3 separate regions of the Mus musculus genome follow, and regions 1 and 3 are each linked to region 2. Evidence: chromatin loops called from intact Hi-C (ENCODE). Cell type or tissue: left cerebral cortex. All regions are shown on one strand.

Region 1 (8,000 bases), 110 kb after region 2:
TACCGTGACCATAATCACACACAGAAAACGCTCACTGTTCCCTCCCTACCATGGGCTGAATCCTGAGACCCAGCAGGCCAGATGGTGAAAGGAGGAAGCCCTATGGACCCCTGGGTCATCCATCAGAGAGCTTCGCCTCCCTACCTCAAGGAGTCCATTTTCTGGCAGAGTTCAGAGGCACTGACAGCTGCCCATGGGTAGCAGATGGGGTCCTGAATCTGGCTTTAATGTGGGGATCCAGACACCTTGGGTGGGCTTTACTTCCATGTAGGGCAGGGCGGTGAGGAGCCACAGGTTGCTGTATGAGGCTCCCAGGTATGGAGAAAGGTCTGGGCTATCCTTTCTGCAGCAGGAGCCCTACAGCCACAGCCTCTTCAATAATGTTCACGTCTCTTCTCAATACAAGAAACTTCTGTTCCACTGTTAGCTGGAAGCCTTTCCCCCGTACTTTTCAGGGAATTTAATTACCAAAGTTACAAAATATATACAAGTCAGTCTCTGAGTGACAACTAGGGAACAGACAAGTGTTCAACTTGATACAAGCTAGAATCATTTGTGAAGGGGACTCTCGGTTGAGGACATGCTTCTATAGGACTGGCTGGTCGTTAAGTCTGTAGTGCATCTTCTGAATTAATGATTGATGTGGGAGGGCCCAGCCCACTATGGGAGGTGTCGCTCCTGGGCTGCTAGTCTTGGGTAGTATAAGAAAGCAGGCTGATCATGCCATAGAGAGACAGCCTATAAGCAGCACTCCTTCATGGCCTCTGCACCAGCTCCTGCCTCCAGGTTTCTGCCTTGAGTTCCTGCCCTGGCATCTCTCAGGGATGTACTCTGACTTGAGAACTGTAAGATGAAATGATGCTTTAAGTCATGGTGCTTTATTATAATATTAATAATAAAAAAACCCAAGACACTAGTGACCCCAATTTAAAGCCAAAAACATTTCCACAATCAGTGTCCAACATGTAGCCTTCCGCTTCAGCACTTACAATGAAACTTATCCCTAGAAATGAAGTACCTCTTAGAGGTAAGGGCATATTGCTGAATGGAGGATGGGTGTGGAACACTGATATCAAAAGGTGGCTAAGAGGGTGATTCCATTCATAAAACAAATTACAGGCCCATATGAATGGAGATGGATTAGTTTGCTGGGGTCAGGGGTAGTGAGTGGATAGTGAGTACACTCAGTCAATGGTGGTGGGTACAGATGACCTTTGGGGTGACATATGGTTCTGCCTTTTTATGCAGCGGTAGTCACACACGTCAATGTATGTGAGAGTGGGTTGTTGAAATCATCTGTTCTTATTTATTGGCTGTTAGCAGCCATGTAAGTGCTGGGAATCAAGTCTGAGTCCTCTAGAAGGGCAGCCAGTGCTCTCAACTGCTGAGGGGGATCTTGTTTCTCAATCCTGTTAATTTCTGTCCTTTGATTAGGAAGTTGAGACCATTAATAGTTAGTTACTGAAAGGTGTGGTTGCTGTCTGTTCTCTTGATGATTTGGAGTTTGTTTTTAATTGTTCATTTGCTTAGTTACTGTCCTAGCCTGTGACTGAAACAAGGACATGACCACTCCACAGTGTGAGGTTGGAGGCTATGGATTTTATTCAGTCAGAGGCATCTGGAAGAGCACAGAGCAGGGAGTGACAGGAGCAGACTAAACATGGCCAGTGTGCTCAGAGGGCAGGTGGGGAGGGGGTGTTGAGAGAGAAAGACAGAGACAGAGACACAGAGGCAGAGAGACACAGAGACAGAGAGACACAAAGACAGAGACAGAGCGCAAAAGAGCAGAACGCTGAGAAGAGCAGAGAGAGTCAAAGAAACAAAAGGGAGAGTAGAGTTCTATAGGAACAAGGGAGGGGAAGGGAGGGGAAGGGAGGGGAAAGAAGAATCTTTTTTAAAAGATTTATTTATTTTATGTGTATGGGTATTTTGCCTGCATGCATACATATGTGTACCACATGCATACCTGGTGCCATGGACCCCCTGGAACTGAAGTTACAGACAATTGTGAACTGTCCTGAGGGTGCCAGGAATTGAACCTGTGTCCTCTAGAGGAGCATCCAGTGCTCTTAACCATTGAGCCATCTCTCCAGCCCTAGAAGAGATTTTTCTTTTCTTTTTTCTTTTCTTTTCTTTTCTTTCTTTTTTTCTTTCTTTCTCTTTCTTTTTTTGTGTGTGTGTGTGACTGAATTAAGATTTTTTAAACAATTTTTATTAGATATTTTCTTCATTTACATTTCAAATGCTATCCCAAAAGTCCCCTATACCCCCCCCCCCCGCTCCCCAACCCACCCACTCCTGCTTCTTGGCCCTGGAATTCTCCTAGAAGAGATTTTTCAACTCATGGTGAACAGAAACAAAAAGCCAAAGGTGATATTTTTAAAACAATAGGAATCAATTGTTTTGTGACTTCTTAAACGTATTATAAACATATATGTATATGTAAATACACACACAGAGACATATATGTGTCTATGGAACTGTCACTTGGATGAAACTAAACTTAAAAATCAATTCAGGGAAATTTTATGTAATTTATTTAACTGTAATTTTATGTATGTTTTTATTTGCATTTTTCAAATTAAACTATAATTACATCATTTCCCACTCTACTTCTTCTTTCTCCAAAGCCTCTCATGTGAAGGGAGAAATGAAAAGGGGGTGGATATAATTGGGGAGGGGAGTGTCTTAGTCAGGGTTTCTATTTCTGCACAAACATCAGGACCAAGAAGCAAGTTGGGGAGGAAAGGGTTTATTCAGCTTACACTTTCCACATTGCTGTTGATCACCAAAGGAAGTCAGGACTGGAACTCAAGCAGGTCAGGAAGCAGGAGCTGATGCAGAGGCCATGGAGGGATGTTCCTTACTGGCTTGCTTCCCCTGGCTTGCTCAGCCTGCTCTCTTATAGAACCAAGACCACCAGCCCAGAGATGGTCCCACCCACAAGGGTCCTTTCCCCCTTGATCACTAATTGAGAAAATGCCTTACAGCTGGATCTCATGGAGGCATTTCCCCAACTGAAGCTCATTTCTCTGTGGTAACTCCAGCTGTGTCAAGTTGACACAAAACTAGCCAGTCCAGGGAGCCAATACGGAAGGAAGGAGATAGAATAAATAACCCTAAGGATGTTTGAAAAAAGCCAGAAGGAATCATAGTATTTTTACATTCACTTAAAATTACATATAATACATGTATTTGTGTATATAACGTGCAGTTTTAATGGATCTATAAGACAATATTTCCCCCACGAGTCATATCCTATCTAACAATGACCCCAGTACCAATTTGAGAAACTACTCTGAGTTATTGGCCAAGGGTGTCCAAGAGACTCCCAAAACACCAGAATCCATTGCAGCTGCCTTTGGTTGCCTCCCAGAGGCTGAAGGTAAGTCCCCGTGGCTGAAGAACCATGCATTCAGACACAGGGCTTGGAGAAAACCAGCTAGATCTGCTCCAAAACGTCTTGCCTGAGGACCAGCTTTTGTAATTCCAGAAGGTGCTGTGCAAACTTCCAAGCAGAGCAGGACAAAGCTGACTCGTGACATTGGCACTGAGAATTAAATAAGGAAAAGTAAACTTGAGGGGAGGGAGCTGAGTGGGGTGCAGGGTATGCATGTGCTCTGGCTCTTCCCATCTTGGCTCTCTTGGTGTTCCTGCTCCAGCTCTCGGGTGCCTGTTACACCCTCGAGAGGTCTCCCATGCTTCTCTCGGCTGTGGACCACCCTCTGCGGGTCACTGCTGATGCTACTCGACACCTACAGGTGGTCCTTTAGTGATGAGTTTGCAAGTGTAGTTCCTGCCTCTGTGTGAACCTGCTCAAACCTGGGTCACCGATTTGGTTCCACCAGTGGGCATGCTTTCATAGGTCAGTCATGTCACAGAGGCTGGTCACATCTCTTATTGAGCCTTCAGGAATGTGGTTGCAAGGGCAGGCTTCTGTCTTGGTTTGTTGGGAGTGGATGATGTCTTGAGTCAATGCGTGCTCTTGATGTGGACACACCTATGTTTAATTACTGCACTGCCTCAGCCCCGTGGGAGTGGCAAAGCCTTCTCCCTGGGATGAGGTTCAGAGAGCAACGGCAAAGCCTCCCCTCTTGATTCAAGTCTGAATGCTGATAGCACGTGAGGGAAATGGACACCAAAGCTTTCTCTGCCTGGGACATTTATATCCTGAAGACTGCTCTCCCACAGAAGCTGCTCCTATGGAGATTAGGTAAACCTGCTCGACTCAGCTATGGCATGAATCCCGTGTCCTTGATTTAACTACATGAAACAACCCCCACCTTTCTGTTCAATGTATGTAGTAAGCATGCTGATTCTTCGGGGGAGCTGCGCTTCTCCATCAGAAGCCCAAGTCCACCTTATTCCAGCGTTTCTCTACATTCCTCTGTGTCTTCCCCGTCTCACGGTCCAGTCAGGTCAGTTCCTGGAGCCGTGCAAGGACGCGGCGGTGGTTCTCTGTGGAGCTGGGTTTATAGATGCTGCTCTCACCACCAAAGGTCAGCATGCTGGGTTTTGTCCAAGGCCTTGTCTGCATCTATAGGTCAGGATGCTGGGTTTTGTCCAAGGCCTTGTCTGCATCATCTATTGAGATGATTATGTGGTTTCCTAACCTTGAATCTGTGTCAGTCAAGGTTCTCTGGAGGAATAGAACTGGTAGAATGAATACGAAGGTATAAGTGCATGTGTGTGTGTGTGTACTAGATAATATATATGCATATGTATTATTTTTTAGAGTGGCTTACAGTCTGTGGTCTGGCTAGTCCAACAGTGGCTGTCTCCGAACAGAAAGGCCAAGTATCTAGTAGTTATTCAGTCTGTGAAGTTGGATGCCTCGGCTGGTCTTGAGTCTCTATTGAGATCCTAAAGAAGTAGACTCTACTACCGGCAAAGGCATGCCTCAGGGACAGGGTAGATGAATTTGCAGTGAGAGTGAGGGAAGCAGACCAAAAGCAAAAAGCTTCCGTCCTTCATCTCCTTTCATGTGAGCTTCCACCAGAAGGTGTGTCCCAGATTTAGGGTGGATCTAATTAAGAAAATGTCCCCACAGGCATGCCCAGAGGCTTGGTTGATTCCAGATGTAGTCAAGTTTTCAACACGAGGCCATTTATGTGATGAATTATATTTACTGATCTAGTTATGTTGAACATACCTGTATGTCTGAAATGAAACCATCATGATCTTTTTGATGTGTACTTGAATTAGGTTTGCAAATATTTTATTAAGGATGTTTGCACCTATATCCATATGGGGAGATCAGCCTACAACTCTTATTTGCCTGGGTAGCAGGACACTGAGGGCTTCATAAGAAAAATTTAGAAGTGTTCCTTTTCTATTTACAGAATAACCAGGGCATTGTGATCTTTTTTAATAGTCTGGTAGAATTTTGCACTCAGCTCTCAGATGACCTAAGTAGAGGAGGGAAGGCAAAGCCATATCAAAGACCCCCAATGATTTGACCAGTGAGAATGGCAAAGCCTACCCCAGTTAAGGCTCAGAGGCATAGCAAAGCTTTTCTCCGGTCCAAGTGTAAATATTCAGTGTGTACAGAAACTGTCAACTACAGCTTCCTCTTCCAATATGGTTACAACCTGAAACTGCTCTTCCATCTCCTCATTCAGCTGTGTACTACAACCCTATCCCTCGCCCTGCTGTTTACCATAACCCCACCCCTCGCCCTGCTGTTTACCATAACCCCACCCCTCTTCATCTGTTTACCATAACCCCACCCCTCTTCATCTGTTTACCATAACCCCACCCCTCTTCATCTGTTTACCATAACCCCACCCCACTTCATCTGTTTACCATAACCCCACCCCACTTCATCTGTTTACCATAACCCCACCCCTCGCCCTGCTGTTTACCATAACCCCACCCCTCTTCATCTGTTTACCATAACCCCACCCCTCGCCCTGCTGTTTACCATAACCCCACCCCTCGTCCAGCTGTCTAGCATAACCCCACCCCTCACCCAGCTTTTTACCATAACCCCACCTCTTCATTCATCTGTTTACTATAACCCCACCCCTCTTCATCTGTTTACCATAACCCCACCTATCACTCAGCTGTTTACCATAACCCCACTTTCTTGATTCAGAAATGTAAAATAAATGCTGTTTCTGGATTGCTGGTGTGTTAGTGGCCTCTGTAAGAGTGAGCACAGCACAGCACACAGCACATCCCAGCTTTTCCGTGTGTCTGTCCTTTCTTCATTCTCTTGCCCTACCTGATTAGGTCAGTCCCTGAGCCTAGGCAGAGAGTGGCAGAACTAGACTCTTTTTTATTTGGGGGATTTTTTTCTTCTACTTTATTGCTTGTTATGTCAGTTTTAATGATGTACTTCATATTGCTTTATTAGATCATTATCACCTAGAAATCCATGTTTCTTTTTATTTTCTAGTTTAGCTGGTGGCATGTGAAACTTTAAGGTATGTCTTTAAAAGTCTCTGTGTTTCCTTAATGTGTCCCTATTCATCTCTGATAGCATCAATTTGGGTATTTCTTTTATTTGCCAATCTCGTTTCTCTAAGAACCAATTATTTGCTTTTTTGATTCATTGTACCCTTTTCCATCCCTATTTCATTTATTTATACCCTGGTCTTCCTTTTTGCCAACCCTATTGCTCTGGGAAATGGTTCTTTCCAGTGCCTTAAGGTGCATCATGAGGGTTGGTTTGTTCGTTTTTTCAGACAGCGTTTCTCCTTGTAGCCCAAACTGTCCTGGAACTCAGACTTTCCGCATCTCTGGCTCCAGGGTGCTGGGATTAAAGGCACGCACCACTCACACCTGGCTTTTGTTTTGTTTTATGTAGATATTTAGTTATAAACTTGACTCCACCACTGCCTTCGCTGTATCCCAGATTTTCATAACTGTTCATTTTCTTTCAGATCTCAGGCTTTCATTTCTTCTTTGATGACTTACACACCATTGAATGGAATGTTGTTTACTCTCCACGAGTTTGTTATTTTCTGTAGTTGCTCTTGCTGTTTTAAGTCTTTACTCCGCTATGATCAGATCAGATGCAGGGCATTAATTTCCCTGCACTGAGGCTTGGTTTGTGACCTAATAAGTGATCAATTTTAGATGGTTCCTCGTGCTGGGGAGAGGGCAAATTCTTTGGTGGCTAGGTAGACTGTGCTGTAGATGTCTGTAAAGTCCATTTGATCTATAATCCCAACGTTTCTATATTGATTTTTTTCCCGTCATCTAGTAAGTGAGGTATTGTATTGCTGTTAGGATGAATTTGTGACTTTAAATATTACAGCATTTGTTTTTAGGAAACTGGGTGAGCCTGTGTTTGCTGAGTATGTATTTAATTTCCTCTTGATGGATTATTTCCTTGATCAGTATGAAGTATCTCCATCTCTTCTGACAAGTCTATTTTGTCAGAAATTGGAATAGCAATGCTGCCTGTTCCTGAGTCTGTTTGCATGGAATAGTTTTGTCCATCATTTTATCCTATAAGTGTGTTTATCTTTGATAGTGAGAAATGTTCCTTTGAAGCAAAAATTACAAAAAGATATTTTCTAATTCAAGGTTCTATTTCCTTCTCTCTTGAGAGCGCCCACATCATTTAATATCCCATGATTATGAAAGGTGTATGCTGATTCCTGTCATTTTGTTTGCTGATTTGTGGCATTTGGGTAGTTCTTAGCTCGCCCCTGCTAAGCATTATTTATTTTATTCTTCTTGTAGACTCTTGAGTATATTCATCTTTCTCTCCAGTCTTAGGTATTTCCTCCAGCATTTTCTGTAGGGATGAAGTGGCAGCCATGAATTCTGTAGCCCACTTTTATCATGGAAACTGCCATCCTCACTCCAACAGTTTTGCTGGGTGTGTCAGGCCATTACCAGTTGTGTTCTTTCAGAATCTGAAATGCACCACTCTCAATGTTTAGGTTGTTTTAGCCACCATTCTAAATACTTGGTTATTTTAAATAAGACTGGTGAACAGTCTGTAATTATTTAATAGTACCACTACTTGCCTGGCCCTCTAAAGT
Region 2 (8,000 bases):
CTGTGACCCCTGTATCCTTCAGATGTAAAAGCTCTGCCTTCTTATTTGGGAGCTAAAGACCTGGAAGAATCCAGCCCATTGCCTTCCTCACTCCAGTTTTTATGCCTCTTGCCCTTACCCTGCCAAGGTGTGCCACACTGCAGATGGAGTGATAGAGGCATAATGAAACACAAAGAAAAGGGAGGTGGCATGAAGACCATGAAGCAGGTCTTAACAGCCTGGAACCAGATGTGCCAGGGCATAAGAACAACTTCCCTGTGGGGGGTGTGATGGGGGCAGATAGCATCTTTGCTGTACCAGGATTGAGGAAGGATGAAGTAAGAGTATACCCATGGCCCTGGCACAGAACAAGTGAGTCCGCATCTTGTCATAGAGGAATGGAGGAGGCGAGAGTTGGGTGTGAGTCCCAAAATGAACTGGCTTCATTCTCAGGAACAGCTAAGGATTATTATGTGGGCTGGAGAGCCAAGAGACGAGGTCTGCAGCTTGCTAGGACTGGGAAGTTTATTTTTTGGAAGATTCTACTGTCTGTTAACCACTAGAGAGAAAACTGCTGCCTCCCGTGTCATCCTGCCTCCTGATTTTACTCAGACGGCGCGACAATATATGAATAAATAATCGTTACCATGTAGGGTGTGGAATACCTCTTTAAAAACCATCAGTGTAGCTTTTGTAGAAAAGTCAGAGGAACCCAGAGTATTCTTAAACTAGAGTGTCTGGAGAGCCAAGCAGGTGACAGAGTACATGGAGCAAGCTGAGGGAAAGCGAGTCTCTGGAGTATGTGCTATGAACAAAGGCAGTGGGATAATATTTAAAGTCGTTTTGCTGCACTTTCAGCAGTGTGAATTTTGGTAACCTCTTGATGAACAGAGGCCAAGTGGGCCAGAGGTAGGGCAACTGTGACTTGCCCAACATTATCCAGAGCCACAGCTGTCCTCATATTTAGGCTTCTTCCCTCATTTTAAGGGCAGCTGGGCCATCACAGGGCATGTGACTGGGCAGCTCTCTACTTAGGTGAGTCTCCTCCTTTCAGGAGTACCTGTGTACGGGGTTGAGAGGTTGGGCTAGACCACTTGAGTGCTGCCTTCTCTCCCTGACTCTGGTCTCTGTCACATCATCTTGCAGCTGGCATAAGAAGAGAAGCCAACTTTCCAGCTCTTTCTGTATCTTCTACCAGCTCGGACAGAGACCAGGCTCACAATGCCTTCCCACTCGAGGGATAAGCCAGAGAGTCAGGATGGCCCTGGTGTCTGTCTGCTCTTCACAAGACCCTCCACTGTGACATGAACACAGGGCAGAGCATGTCACAGCAACAATGGCAAATACTGATGCTTCTCATCATGCGTGTACCACACCCTAAGCTGTAGGTACTCCATTTTACAGATAAATAAAGGGACAGTGGGGGCAGAAGGAGAAACAACGTCTCCCTTGGCACTGTTATCTAGTAAGTGGTAGCTCTGGAAGCCATCCTATTTGTCTGCCTCTGGAGCCCAGATCACGATGTCTCCTTCCCGGGTGGGAAGCCCAGTGGAAGAAGCTAAATCCGAGGCTAGCTTGGGATCTGAAGGCTCCTGTGATTCCGCAAGACAGGGAAAGTCCAATCTCAACGTCACCACCACCTCCAATCTCAGCTGACTGGCATCCTCTCTCCTTCCAGTCTGTGGACTGGAACTCGGGCCTCACGTGCCATCTAGGGTCAAAACTCTTCTGAGGACACACTGGGCCCAACGCATAGGCTGATCTGTTCAGCCTGTCGCCTGCAAATCAGGACGCTCAGCGTGTGCAGCCCTCCCGGAAGGAAGGTGAGCCTTCCTAAGCCTCTACTGACAGCAAAGCTGCAGAGGCCCTGCTGCGTGAGACCCAGAAGCTTCCACGCCACTTGTGAGCCCCACTCAAGACTTGGAGGCGGCCGGGGTGGGGGTGGGGTGAGGAAATGCAGAAAAGTGGGCGGAGGCTCTCAAGAGCAGAGGGAGGGTAAGGTCTGGAGAGAAGAGGGCCAGGGAGGAGTTAGAAAGAGGAGTGGGAGAGTAGAAAGGAAGGGAAAATAGGCGGAGCTGGGGGGGGGGGGGGGAGAGACCCGCGCCCGGAAAGCCGAAAAGGAGAGGCCAGGTAGGGGGAGGTCAAAAAGTGTTAGTTTTGACTTCCAGGACCCTGGGTGCAAAGAACGACTCCTCCTCTCAATACTCAAACCCTTAAAGACTGGAATTAGCTGCTAAGACTTTCTGCCTAAGGGCAGGTGGGTCGGAACCAGACCCTGAAGGCTCTGTACCTTCCCCCTCCCTTCCCGGAGGAGGGGATGAGACGGGCTGGGGGCGGGATTGAGGAAGGGGGTTGCTTGCGCTGTGCCTCTGGGTCCCGGCTGCGTGTTCCAGCTGCGAGAACAGATGGAGGCAGCGCGGCTCACCTCGGGGGCTCCGTGCCCGCTGTGCGCCGAAGTCCAGGCTGAGGAGGAGGTCTAGAGCCCCCGGCTCTCCCGTCTCCCACCAGGCTGCGGGGAACCGGCTGCCGCACCCCTCCTCCCAATTGGGGGAACCTCACCCCTATAGGTCCCAGAACTGGGGGAAACATAGGGCCGGTTCCTTCCACTGCTCACCCATCCCCAGGGGCTTGTCTAGGACTACAGCTCGCCAAGATCCCCTTCCCCTTGCTCCCAACCTGGAAACATCTCGGAAGCGGACCCCTGCCCGGACGCGCCCCGCCCCCGGCCCCCGGCCCCCGCCCCGACGACGTCCTATTAGCATGAGCGACGCCAGTGGCCCGGGCACCACTCGGGGGCCGAGACTCACCGCGTCATAGCCCCAAGTGGAGGGAGAAAAAAAAAAAAAAAGAGAGGCGGCGGTGGAGGAAGAGGCAAGAGCGGACGCGCGGGGAGGGCTGGAGAGACGGCGGGCGGCGGCAGCATGCCCCTGGGCGGGTGCACACGGCCTCTCTGCGCGGCAGGGGCTGCTCCTGCTCTCTCTGGGCACCGCGCGTCCAGTCTCCCGCCTCAGCCCCTCGGCTTGCCGGCCTCCGCGGTTGCATCCGAAACAGCGGCAACTGGTCCCTGGAGCATCTAAGAGCAGCGGCGCCGCGCGGGACAATCCTTGATTTTTTTTTTTTTTTCTCCTGAGCTCGGGGATATGAACCCCACAGCCACCTGAAGCACAGGGGGCGCTACGCGGCTAGGACCGCGCCCCCGAAGTACCGTACCCTAGCCTCTGCACTGCGGGACGCCGACACCCGACTCCGGTGGAGGCATCTTAGGAAGAGCAGCGGGTAGGGGCATGGAACCCACCGCGCCAACCGGTCAGGCCCGGGCGGCGGCCACCAAGCTGTCGGAAGCAGTGGGAGCCGCGCTACAAGAGCCCCAGAGGCAGCGGCGCCTGGTGCTGGTCATCGTGTGCGTTGCACTGTTACTGGACAACATGTTGTACATGGTCATCGTGCCCATTGTTCCCGACTATATCGCTCACATGCGCGGGGGCAGCGAGAGCCCTACCCTGATCTCTGAGGTGTGGGAACCCACCCTGCCGCCGCCCACTCTGGCTAATGCCAGCGCCTACTTGGCCAACACCTCGGCGTCCCCGACGGCTGCCGGGTCGGCTCGGTCAATCCTGCGGCCTCGCTACCCCACAGAAAGTGAAGATGTGAAGATAGGCGTGCTATTTGCCTCCAAGGCCATCCTGCAGCTTCTGGTGAACCCCTTAAGCGGGCCTTTCATTGATCGCATGAGCTACGACGTGCCGCTGCTTATTGGCCTGGGCGTCATGTTCGCCTCCACAGTCATGTTTGCCTTTGCAGAAGACTATGCCACGCTCTTCGCTGCGCGCAGTCTACAAGGCCTGGGCTCAGCCTTCGCGGACACGTCTGGCATTGCCATGATCGCCGACAAGTATCCCGAGGAGCCTGAGCGCAGTCGTGCTCTGGGCGTGGCGCTAGCCTTCATCAGCTTTGGAAGCCTAGTGGCGCCACCGTTTGGGGGCATCCTCTACGAGTTCGCGGGCAAGCGTGTACCCTTTCTAGTGCTCGCCGCCGTGTCGCTCTTCGACGCACTCCTACTCCTGGCGGTGGCTAAGCCTTTCTCAGCTGCGGCTCGGGCGCGGGCCAACCTGCCCGTGGGCACACCTATCCATCGCCTCATGCTAGACCCTTACATCGCTGTTGTAGCCGGAGCGCTCACAACTTGTAACATTCCCCTTGCGTTTCTCGAGCCCACCATAGCCACGTGGATGAAGCACACAATGGCGGCATCCGAGTGGGAGATGGGCATGGTTTGGCTGCCGGCTTTCGTGCCACACGTGTTAGGCGTCTATCTCACCGTGCGTCTAGCGGCGCGCTATCCACACCTGCAGTGGCTGTATGGCGCTCTCGGGCTAGCGGTAATCGGAGTGAGCTCTTGCGTCGTACCTGCCTGCCGATCCTTCGCGCCCTTAGTGGTCTCGCTCTGCGGCCTCTGCTTCGGCATCGCGTTGGTGGACACGGCGCTCCTACCCACGCTCGCCTTTCTGGTGGACGTGCGCCACGTATCAGTCTATGGCAGTGTCTATGCCATAGCTGACATCTCCTATTCTGTGGCCTACGCTCTCGGGCCCATAGTAGCAGGCCATATCGTTCACTCACTTGGCTTTGAGCAGCTCAGCCTTGGCATGGGCCTGGCCAACCTGCTCTACGCACCGGTCCTATTGCTCTTGCGTAATGTGGGCCTCCTTACACGCTCGCGTTCCGAGCGCGATGTGCTGCTTGATGAACCGCCGCAGGGTCTGTACGACGCGATGCGCCTGCGTGAGGTGCAGGGCAAGGACGGCGGTGAACCTTGTAGCCCGCCTGGCCCTTTTGATGGCTGTGAGGACGACTACAACTACTACTCCCGCAGCTAGCAGACCCGCTTCTCCTCCAGGCCACCTACCCTCCCCATTTAGGTCAAGATGGTCATTCTTCAAGAGCGCTGGCCAACTTTGGCTTGGGGCCCACCTCCTCTAATGAGTACCCTAGCCCGTCCCCCGCCCTGAATTCCTTTGCTGGAATCCCTTCTCCGTGACCCCTCCCAGTCTAACCCCCTCTCCAAACACACTCGTATTCATTGAGGGAATGGATCAGGGAGGCATTGGGCTCTTGGCAGAGGTGTACCGGTGATCACCAACCACCTACTGAGAGCCCCCAAGTACAGTCATGCATCTGTTTGTCCTTCCTGCGGATCTTTCCAGTGCCAAACTTGGTCTACTACACCCTGGTGCCTCCGGCCTGAATTAATAAACCATATCTGTCTGAGGAGGCCAAGTCTCTTTACTGATGAGGGGTGGGCAGTGTGACACAAAACCTAAGCACACTGGGGTTCACATGTTCAATGCAGACCTGAGGAGGGGTGGAAGCTCTGAAGATCCTTTACTGCCTGGGAAAAGGAAACAACCCCAATCCCCCCCCCCCCCCACACACACACACACACGATAGTCTCTCCTTTCCAAGCCCAGTGTAGCACCTGGAGGTTCCACCCGAGGGAACCTGAGGATCTGCCTGGCCTCGGAGGACAGCTGGCACCAAGGGCTTTCCCACACAGTGGGACCTCGCCTCATCTTGTCAAGAGAGGAGCACAAGGGAGCTGGTTTCTGCAGAGAAGAGGAGGTAGTCCCCATTTTATAGGGTCTCGGCCTGGTGACAGTGTTCATTAAGGATCCAGGCTCTATCATCTGAGGAATGAGAAAACAGTTACCCATGGATCTGCCTTTTCTCAGTCATGAAAGTTGGAATGGAAAACGGAAGGAAGATTGATGTAGGAACTGATGCTAATCCCTAGTCCACCCTGTCCTGAATATAAGTGGCCGCTCAGGGTTATCCGGGGTGGGGGTGAGGGTGGGGGCTCCCGCCCTTGATTTCCTACCATGGAGGCCCAGGCTGAAGGCAGTACACTCATTCCTGAATCCTGATGCCTGCACATGGGACTCTTTGATTTCAGGGTGAAGAGGCAGTTGGGGTAGGGTAACCTGTGTATGCAGGGGGAAGGTCTGCAGTTGGTGTGTGTGTGTGTCCTTGTCTGAGTCTTCTTGTGTAAGAGGGGCTTGTGTCTGTCTCTCTGTGTGTCTGTCTGTCCTTGTTTGAGTCTTTTTGTGTGAGAGGTGTGGTGGTAGGGGGAGTACTTGTCTGTCTGCCTGCCTGTCTGCCTGTCTATCCTTGACTGAGTCTGTTTGTGTAAGATGGGAGAGTACTTTGCCTGGGAGGAGTGTCTGTGGGCCTCTGGTTGAGGCTTTAAACAACTCCCACTTACCATCAGAGTGGACCAAGTCTGTGGTCTCTTGTCTGCTCCTCCCTTCCCAAAGAACCTGCAGGAATTGGATGGTAAAAGAAAACAAGGGAGGTCTTACTGTGGCCAACCAACTCCTTAATTTTTAATATTTTAAAGGGGTGCAGTAAGATTTCAGCCTTGTGAGGAGGGGCAAAATTTCTTCTGACTCAAGCACTCCCCAGGGTTCTGCATAAGCAGCTGCCCAGGAGCCGGTGCGGATGGGGGAGTATGGGGACTGGGGTGGGGGGCAGGCTGGGGTGGGGCGGTGGGGAGGCAATGTTCTGTGCCCCTTTCCAAGGCCTAAGTCTGATGCCAGTGCAGGAACTCATCCGGGAAGCTGTCCTAGACAGGTTTTGAGGGCAGAAAACAGGGAAACGCAGGGCAGAGTGTGGGGTAGGGGGAGCAGTGGACTGTGAGGAAGAGAGGCAGGGAAGGAAAAGGGGGAGGGAAAAAAGAGAAGAGGGGGAGGGAGGAGGGAGGGGAGGGAGTCGAGAGAGGTGTGGCTGGTTTGCTTGCAGTCAGTCAGTCGGGGCGGCTGCTGGGATCTGGCAACTTCGTCGGAGGCTCTGCTACAGAACCTAGGTGGCGGGCCCAACCTCTGGTACTGCTGCCACCCCCTCCCTGGCCCTTCTGGCTCACGCAGCCGCCTCCAGCCCTGCTTGGTGTGGAACAGTGCCGGTTCGGTGCGTAACAGCCCAGGAGAGCAGGTGAGAAGGGCTGGGCAGCAGTGCGCTGGCGCTGAAGAGCCCGCGGACCCAGGCGTTGTCCCTGGGGGCTGGGGGGGGGGGGGAGGGTGGCGGGGGGAGGTGTCCTTCTCCGGAGGAGCTGTCCACCGAGGGACAGCTTCCCAGGCCCAGAGATTCCGGGACGCTCAGAGTCTACAGCGTTCCAGGCACCAGTAGTCGTCGGGGTACATCTAGGAGACTGCAGGGATTCTGGGCTGGGAGGGCTTGATTATCAGGGCTTGGGACTTCCCTTATCTTTTCCCATCTTTACTTTTACTTTGCCTGACATCTGCCAATCCCAAGGTCTGTGGTTTTGTCGTGTTGTACCGGGGGCGTTAGTAATATCGCTGGGCCTCAGTTTCCTCCAGCCATTCTTGAGAAGGTGGGGAGTGCTGGCGTTAAGTGCCACATCTGCGAGAGAGTGACAGCACTGAGAGCCTGGGAAACCAGAACAGACTGGTGTTGGACCTTCAGGGCAGAGCAGAGGACCCCCAAGTGCCCCCACAAGCCAGGCCAATAGAAGCAGAAATGGGAGAGTACCAAACCGCAGAAAGACAAATACATTCAAATTCTCTAAGCCTGGATCAAGAGGCTTAGGAGGAAGGAGCTGGGGTGTGTGGGGACAGTGGAATACCGATCAGGATGTCAGATGGCAGGGTCCACTCTCCTCTCCGTTAAGGGCTGGCTAGTGTTTTTCCCTTCCCACTTCTGAGATGGCCCAAAAGGAGAATTAGGTGCATAATCGGTACAGCCTTCATTAACTTGACCTTGCCTTGGTTGACCTCACAAAGTAATCAACAGAACACCCACATACTCATCCTGCCATTTCTAGGTACAGTGGTCTCTAGGACTATTGTGCTGGGAGTGCACTGTACACGGCCTTTCTATCCTCTCTGTTCAGTGGGACCAGGCATGCACCAACTCTTCTAGTCTTAGGTCTGCTTCTTCCTCCTTTCTGGATGGTCTCTCCCCCGAACCAAGTGAGCCTTATGCCAGCACCTGGCTGCTGCTGCTGCTGC
Region 3 (8,000 bases), 90 kb after region 2:
CTTTAAGAACACATGGAGGCCAGGGAGCAGCTAGGGCCCACCAGGTGGTTAGCTTATGACCGTGAACAACCGGGGAGGAGACAAGCTGCCGACATCCGTGAGGACGTGGGCGTAGGCTAATGTGGAATCTATCCATGTCACACATGTCCCTCTTTTCTTTCCAGCTGTGTTGGCCAAAGACGGACATCAGATCATCCTGGAGCAGATAGAAGACTGGAATCTGGTGGAGCTTGTGGTAAATGAGGAGACGGTCTTTCAATGTGATATCCAAGAGCTGGAGTTTGGTAAGGCTGTGGAGCTCTCCCTAGCCCTTGGTCTTTGCTGAGCAGCCTTTGCCCTCTGTTTCTAGTGGAAATGGTCAGGGAGCCATGCCTAGAATCAAACTGGGGTTCTTTTTGCATTTCAAACTCACTTCAAGAGGCCTGGTCCCTGCAGCACATGAAAGACAGCGTGTGTGTGTGTGTGTGTGTGTTGGGGGATATACACTTGTGTGAGCACACACTCACACACACACCATATACACACAAACACATACTCACACATAACACACAATCACACACACAATATACACTCACACATAACACACAACACATACCATATACACACAAACACACATAATACACATTCACACACACCATGTACACACAAACACAATCACATATACCACACACTCACACATACCACACACACACACCATGTACACACAAACACAATCACATAAAACACACACTCACATATACCATATACACTCACACACACCACACACACACCATGTACATATACAAATGCACACACTACACACATATCCTAACACACACTCACACAAACACACACACACCACATATACCCTGACACAGAGAAACATACAAATACACATACACACACCAAACACACACACACACCCTGTCATACACACACCACCCATAAACAACACATCACACACCACACACACATACCACAAACATCCCCCCACACACACACACATCTGGTGCACTGTTGTGCTGCCTAACTTCTTCACCAAACACTGTAGACAGATGAGGAAAGAAAAGAAAGCTGAGCCCAGCCTTCAGATGTAATTGGAAGAAAATGCGGTTTTGTGTTTAGTTTCCATTTTTCACATTAGTAATGTATGTCTTATTATTTTCTTTCAACATGATTTTTGTTCTATTTGTTTACTTTATCTAGATTTCTGAGACAATTAGAGTCAGTATATTCACAGGATATGACATGATCAGCAATAGTCTGCACATTTCTTTGCCCTGGGACATTTATGGCCCTATAGACTGGCACCAAGTCTGCCTCCCCGTGCCTAAGAGCAAGAGCTTCAGGGCTCCACCAAAACTGCTAGAGGCTGCTTAACAGTTCACATGCCTGTAGCCTTCGGAAATACACTCCTAGTGAAAACCCAAGGTATACTTAATATTACATCAATTTGTATTTAAAACTGTCCAAAAAGTGTTATCTATTTTTCTAGGGGGTGATGGCAAACTAGACCCACTGTGTGAAGAGGCCAGGATCGCTGTGCTAAATGCCTTCTGATCTCGTGGAGCAGACAGAAGAACACCAGCTATGTCCTCCAGTCTACAGTACCTGCAAAAGGGGCTTAGGAGCCACATGGACGGTGGGCTCTACCAGTTAGGACATGGCGATGCCACCTGTCCACTAGTCTGTCCAGTCTGGAATTCTCATCTGGCTGCATAGGCACCCACAAAAATAATAAAAACTCCTCCCTGGCAGCGTCTCCCAGTCTTAGCCCATAGGGAGAGCCCTCCAATATCAGGTGCACTGGATCTGAAGGAAATAAGAAAATGCAATCTAATAACAGAGCTCCATCCCCTAATAAAGCACCATTGCCAGAAGCATTAGACATTGCATTCCGAAGCCTGCCAAGAACCAGGGGCAGGTGAAGTTAACGAGCTTCCAAGTAGGGGGTGGGAATGAGGGCTCTGAAAGTCTGGACCGAACCAGTGTAAATGCAGAATTCTGAAACCTGACCTTCTGTACGGGTTTATTTCTTGTTCTTACTGGAATACATTTTTAATTGCTAGTATAAAACTATGTGAAATCAAATCTTTACTTGTCCCCGCTGCAAACAAGAAAAGCATCTGCCGCCTTTTGTGTTAGCCAGTTTATCAGGATGCTCTAAAGGAGGCAGGAGGCAGTCTGGGGCAGACTGGAGTGGCTCTCGGGCTCTCTGGTGGAGAACAGAACCTCATGAAAAGGAGCTTTAGTGACAGGCAAGGTAAAAAAGGAATCAGTTGTGAAATGATGTGTGTTTGCTTTCCAAGTCCTATGCTCTGCGTGTGTGTAAGAATATGTATTAATTTATGTGTGTGTGTTGTGTATATATATCACTGTATGATGGTAACATGAGGCTGTTTGAAGAAGACCGTTCACCTTAGAGAAGATCCCAGTGGAAGTCAGGAGACTATGCAGAAAGAAGGCACTCTCATGCCCTGCAGAGAATTTATACCACCTTGGAGTCTGTCCTTCCCTTCATCCCAGGAAGCCTCAGGTCCCCTCGCATCCCCAAATTACGAAGCCCAATAGAGATTCCACGTGCTGACTTGGAGCCTTGGCCCAAGATTCATTTGTCAGAGTCAATCCAGATTACAACGCACTCAGAGAAATATTTAATCCTCCCCTTAGCAAGAAGAGCAGGCTCTGGGACAGTTCCCTTCCCATGCCTGTCGCTGGTTTTCACGGTTCCTTAGTCCTTAGTGAGAGGCCAGCTTCAGTTACAAAATACGTAGCACCTTTCTTTGCTTCAATATAGAATTTTAGAGGAATTATTTTCACTAAAGAACCATAGAAAGTACATCATAATGGCAGAGTAGAATTCAGCATCATTTTGATGTACTTCACGTTAGAATTTCTTCTGTTTAGCTCTAGATAGTCACAGAAATAAATGTAGATGGAACATGACTTTGCCTGGTCAGGGTCACAGTGTATTTTCTCCTTTTACCTTAGTGTCTTATATTGATCTTGTCCCCCTGTGGCTGAGCATTTACTAACTGTCCAAACACTGTGTCTAAATCAGGGGTGTTCCTCCTCCTTGCATGTGTGTAGAAGTTGCCTTTGTCCGTTTTGTGTTGTGGCTGTAACTCAGCCTCTGGCCCTAGGTAATGCATGAAGAGAAGAGGTTTACTTGGCTCATAATTCTGTGTCTAGAAAGTCTAAACCGTGTGATGTTGGTGTCTGGTGATGTATCATTACATGGCAGGTGATGCCCACTGTGAGAGGGACCACGAGACAGGGCCTCTAAGTTTGCTTTTACAATAACTCTTGAGACCTGTGAGGCCAGATTCAGTCCCCTCTACAAGAATCAGTCATGACTCTGCTACCTCCTATTAGGTCCTGCCTCTCAGGGATTCCACCATTACACGGCAGGCCAAACTTCCAGGACACAAACCTGAAAAGAAAAACCTATTCCAAACCATAGAAAAAAACACTTTCACATAAACATTTATAATAAATGTAAGAGTCAGTGAGACCACTCAGTGGATAAAAGGAGCTTGAGGCCAAGTCTAGAGATCTGAGTTTGATCCAGGGCTCACATGGTAAGAGGACAAAGCCAACTCTTTGTTGTTGTTGTTGTTGTTGTTGTTGTTTTTCGAGACAGAATTTCTCTGTGTAGCCCTGGCTGTCCTGGAACTCACTCTGTAGACCAGGCTGGCCTTGAACTCAGAAATCCACCTGCCTCTGCCTCCCAAATGCTGGGATTAAAGGCCACCACTGCCCAGTCTCAGAGCCAACTCTTACAATTGTCCTTATACACACACACACACACACACACACACACAGAGAGAGAGAGAGACAGAGAGAGAGACAGAGAGAGACAGAGACAGAGAGGGAGGGAGGGAGGGAGGGAGGGAGGGAGGGAGGGAGGGAGGGAGGAAGGGAGGGAGGGAGAGAGGGAGAGAAACTAAATAAATATACTTAAGGCTGGCACAGTAGCCATCTAGCCACATGGCCTAACTCTCTTTGGAAATGACTGACCATGCCTTCCATCTCCTTGAAGACACTTCCCCATGGGGAACCAGGACCTGCCCGCTCCCTGTGGAGACAGACATGCTCTGTGCCTCAGTGAGCCAGACATCCAGGTGCCTTTTAATACTTTTAAAACACCAATTAATTAATCACATCTCAAACTTAGAAGATGACAAATCAAGGCCCTGTTAGTGGCCCCACATAAAGAAAGCAAGCGTCCTTTTTAGAATAAAATCAAAGGCATGGTTCTGTCTCAGCAGTTTTAAAATGAAATTTAGAGTTTCTAAGCTTTTTCATTTAAAAAATGTTAATGACTAGATTTGGGGGTGAAGGGGCTTTCCAGGACTTCCAGGACTGCTGTTAGAGGCCCTGCTAACCACACCTATTTTCTCTTATTAGTTCTATCCTTGAAATCTGTGACCAACAATCCTGTGACTTCGCCATATATGGGAGACCATCAGCTCCTGAGTCAGTGACAAAAACATTTCAGTAGTGTGACCGACAGAAGACTGGGAAGAGACCCTTGTACCCTCTGAGGCTTAATTCTTCCTTGGACACATCTCCCAGAGTAACCCCGGGAAGTGATACCCAAATGATTCTCCTTAGACACTAACGTCCAGCTGCTGCCTTTGTGGTTGGTTCAGTGTTTCTGGAAGGCAACTCACAGTTGATAGCACGCATGCTCCCTGAGGGGGCCAAGTTTTCAGGAAGAGCACACCAGCCAGCCAGATCCAGGGGAAAGACAAGAAAATGCTGACACGGGTGTCTGATGGGGCACAGAGGGATAACCTTCCTGAATTGAACATTTAAAGGGAAAACAGCATAAAATGGTGGTGTAGCCAGGTGCTCTCAGCTTGGCTGGGAACAAGTGTCTCGAGTCACAGGAAACAGATCAGGGGCCTTCTCCATGTAAGCTCACACTCTGGAGCTACAAAGCCTGGGTGACAGTAGCCGGACAGAGCCAAGCTCATCTGAGACAATAGGCCAAACAGCCCAGCAACCTGTGAGGGTGGAGAGAGAGGTATGTCCAGGCTCTGGGTACAGTCACTCAGTTCCAATGTCACTCTTGCTTTCCGGGAGGAAACAGGTCTGGGGCTATGAATCTTCTGGGTCTTTCCAGAAAGGCTACAAGTCTGGCTTTCTATTTTATTTCTCTTCCTTTTTTTTTTTTTTTTTTCTGGTACTGAGGATTGAACCTAGGACCACCCACATGTCTGGCAAGAGTTTTAGCACTGAGTCATATCTATAAAGCCTTATAAAAAACAAAACAAAAACAAAACAAAACAATAAAAAAAACCCACAATGCTGTTTGAAAAGCAAGCACGCCCATGGCCATCAGTAGTTTGCGCAAGGCTGCAGCAGGTGTGCCTTTGGTCTGGGCATCATTGTCCTTCCCCATAAATTCCAGGGCCTCTCTTCCCAGGATCCCCTTGGCAGCTCTATCTACAGTGGGGCTGTATGTAAACTACTCTGTTCCAGTGAAACCTTTGACCCAATCATTTACCTATGCAAAGAAACAGCAGACAGCTTTCTGAAATGACACTAGAGAGGCTGAATTCTCTCTCTCTCTCTCTCTCACACACACACACACACACACACACACACACACCCCTCCAGATGCAGAAGTGCCTCTTGAGAGATACTGGACTGCATGCATCTGCATGGTCAGAGACCTTTGTGAAAATGATGCTCCCACTTGAGTGGCCCTTCAGAGGAGGTCAAGAGCAGACACCCAGAAGTTGAAAAAGAAAGCTGAGATACACCAGTTAACAAGCTAGCAGGAACCGGACCAGACTGTACCAGTGATATTCCCATCATACAATACTAAGCTTCTGGCTGCCCGGAAGGCACTGATATTTTGGTCTCCTGTAGGCAGTCTAAGCCCCTTTTTTACCTGATGGTTGTAGGGTCTGGGATGGGATTGAAGAACCTGCTTTTGTGACGAGTGTTTCAGCTGATATAGATAGAACGTAGACTATCCACATTCTGAGAGAGTTAGCATCAGACATGGGGAAGACCATGTGCTGTAGTTAGAGGTGGGCATGTCAGCATGTGCACACGTGCAGACAGACAGACAGACAGACAGACAGAAACACACAAGGGAAACAGTTGCTTCTATCATCCTAGGAAAAGTGGAAAGGAGAGGGGAGGGGTTGGAAAGCAGACAGGAAGGAAGGGAGGAAAGAGGACCACATATCTTGGCACTATGTCTAGGTTAAATTTACCATAAAGTTAACCACTAGCACCTGCCACTAATGACCAGTTTCAATCATGTTGCTTAGATGTTCCCTCAACAGGCTGCTAACCTTGATGGCTCTTCTAGAGCACAAAGGCAGAAAAAAGAGATTTTTCATTGCGGAGCTTGTCATGTAGAGAAGTAAGGGAGGCCACCAAGCAAGCCCCATAATACTCAGAATGTGATGCCACAGGCCAGAAGTGTCTGCCAGGTTGTACCTGGCACTACAGGGATGGAGTGGGGGAAGGGAAGGCCGACTCAGAGGCTGTGTGACAGGTGACCGGAGACCTAAAGACTGTACAAGTTCTGTTGGCCAAAAAGCACAGTGTGGGAATTCCAGGAAGAAACAGAGAGAGAACAGGGAAAGGAACCATGAGAAACATAGGGTATCCTGTTAGTGTGTGTGGTTTGAGTGAGGATGGCCCCATAGGCTCATATGTTTAAATGCTTAGTCCCCAGTTGGTTGGTGACTGTTTAGGAAGGTTTAACAGGTGTGGCCTTCTTGGAGGGGGTGCGTCACTGAAGTGTGCTTTTAGGTTGCAAAAGTCCATGTTATAGCAGTTGACTCCCTCTTTGCCTCTGTCTTAGTTAGAGTTTCACTACTGTGAATAGACACCAATACCAAGGCAACTTTTATAAGGACAACATTTAATTGGAGTCGACTTACAGGTTTGGAGGTTCAGTCCATTGTCATCAAGGCAGGAACATGGCAGAATCCAGACAGGTATGGTCCAGGAGGAGCTGAGGGTTCTACATCTTTATCTGAAGGTTGCTAGCAGAATACCGGCTTCCAGGCAGCTAGGATGAGGGTCTTAATCCTCTCCTCTCTCTCTCCTCCCCCCCCTTGTCCCCGTCCCCGTCCCTCTCCCTCTCTCCCTCCCTCCCTTCTCTATGCCTTGTGCTTGTGGATCAGACATGAGCTCCCAACTGCTCCTCTAGTACCACATCTGTCTGTCTGCTGTTGTACTCCCTACCGTGACGGTCACGAACTCTAACTGGAGCCATGAGCCCCAGATTAAATGTTTTCTTTTATAAGTTGTCTTGATTGTGCTGTTCAGTCATGGCAATATTAAAGTAACTAAGATAGTATGTATATAGACTAAAAGGTAGGCCAGTGGTAGGATTTAAATGTCATTAAAAAAAAAGCCATAATGCATCTGGGACTCAGTTCAAAGTACAGTAGTCAGAGCAGCTTGGAAGTCTAATGCAAAGCCCATAGAGAAAGGGACATGATGCAGAATTTGAAACTGGTTCTCATTAGCTTTCTCTGTTCATCATGTGACCACATCAGTATTAGGGCTTAGCCAGCTGCTCATCCGCTATCCCAGTGCCATCCTAGTCTCCTTTAAGACCTCAGATGAAAGAGTTACATACTGAATACATCCTAGGGAAGGTCTCAGCCTGGCTCCCTTCCTCAGGAATCACAGCTCCCCAGCCTCCGTTCACTGGAACACAGGGATCTACTGCTCTTTATCCAAAGCAAAAGGCTTATAAATGAAAATGTGCATTTTAATACACAGATACTGTGGAAAGATGAACAATTTTCAAGTACACCACCCAGATTCTGGGGTTTTTCCTGGCTTGGGGTTTGTGTGAAAGATCAGCAATAAAACCCGCAGTTTGATCAGAAGTATCTTCCTGCAAGGTAGAAGAACAAGCCCCCCCCCCCCCAAGCCAGACTGACTCTGGACAGGAGTGTCAAGGACCGTGGGCACCATGGCTCTAGGGGACCTTACTGCCTGGCTCACCTCCAGCAGGTTTCATGGGCTCTGGT

The links. Hi-C counts contacts between places; a loop is a spot of excess contacts. Peaks named below come from ENCODE experiments on the same cell type or tissue, not always from the same donor. Only the 100,000 strongest peaks of a DNase experiment are listed, where the experiment ranks them.
Region 1: a loop joins it to region 2, with 2.2 times the contacts of the local background. A loop is called at or near these places in 3 of 42 quality-filtered maps.
Region 3: a loop joins it to region 2, with 2.2 times the contacts of the local background. A loop is called at or near these places in 4 of 42 quality-filtered maps.

What each region holds. Positions count from the first base shown.
Region 1 is chr14:32,349,347-32,357,346 of GRCm38, reverse strand. Gm52134 (a long non-coding RNA gene) reads left to right here and starts at 4,070. Exons shown (of 3, transcript XR_003951182.1): 1 at 4,070-4,213; 2 at 4,305-4,418; 3 at 6,401-6,619. In left cerebral cortex, no CTCF peak of the experiment used is centred here; no DNase peak of the experiment used is centred here.
Region 2 is chr14:32,459,688-32,467,687 of GRCm38, reverse strand. Chat (choline acetyltransferase) reads left to right here and starts at 1,779. Exons shown (of 16, transcript NM_009891.2): 1 at 1,779-1,881; 2 at 6,775-6,963. Slc18a3 (solute carrier family 18 (vesicular monoamine), member 3) reads left to right here and starts at 2,838. Exons shown (of 1, transcript NM_021712.3): 1 at 2,838-5,251. The coding sequence starts at 3,264. The coding sequence ends at 4,856. In left cerebral cortex, a CTCF peak has its summit at 4,015; no DNase peak of the experiment used is centred here; H3K4me3 peaks cover 300 bases.
Region 3 is chr14:32,370,136-32,378,135 of GRCm38, reverse strand. It overlaps 1700024G13Rik (RIKEN cDNA 1700024G13 gene), which reads left to right. Exons shown (of 3, transcript NM_001034037.1): 2 at 165-284; 3 at 1,475-1,634. The coding sequence ends at 1,539. Among named protein-coding and RNA genes, the nearest start is that of 1700024G13Rik, 14 kb to the left of the region's middle. In left cerebral cortex, no CTCF peak of the experiment used is centred here; no DNase peak of the experiment used is centred here.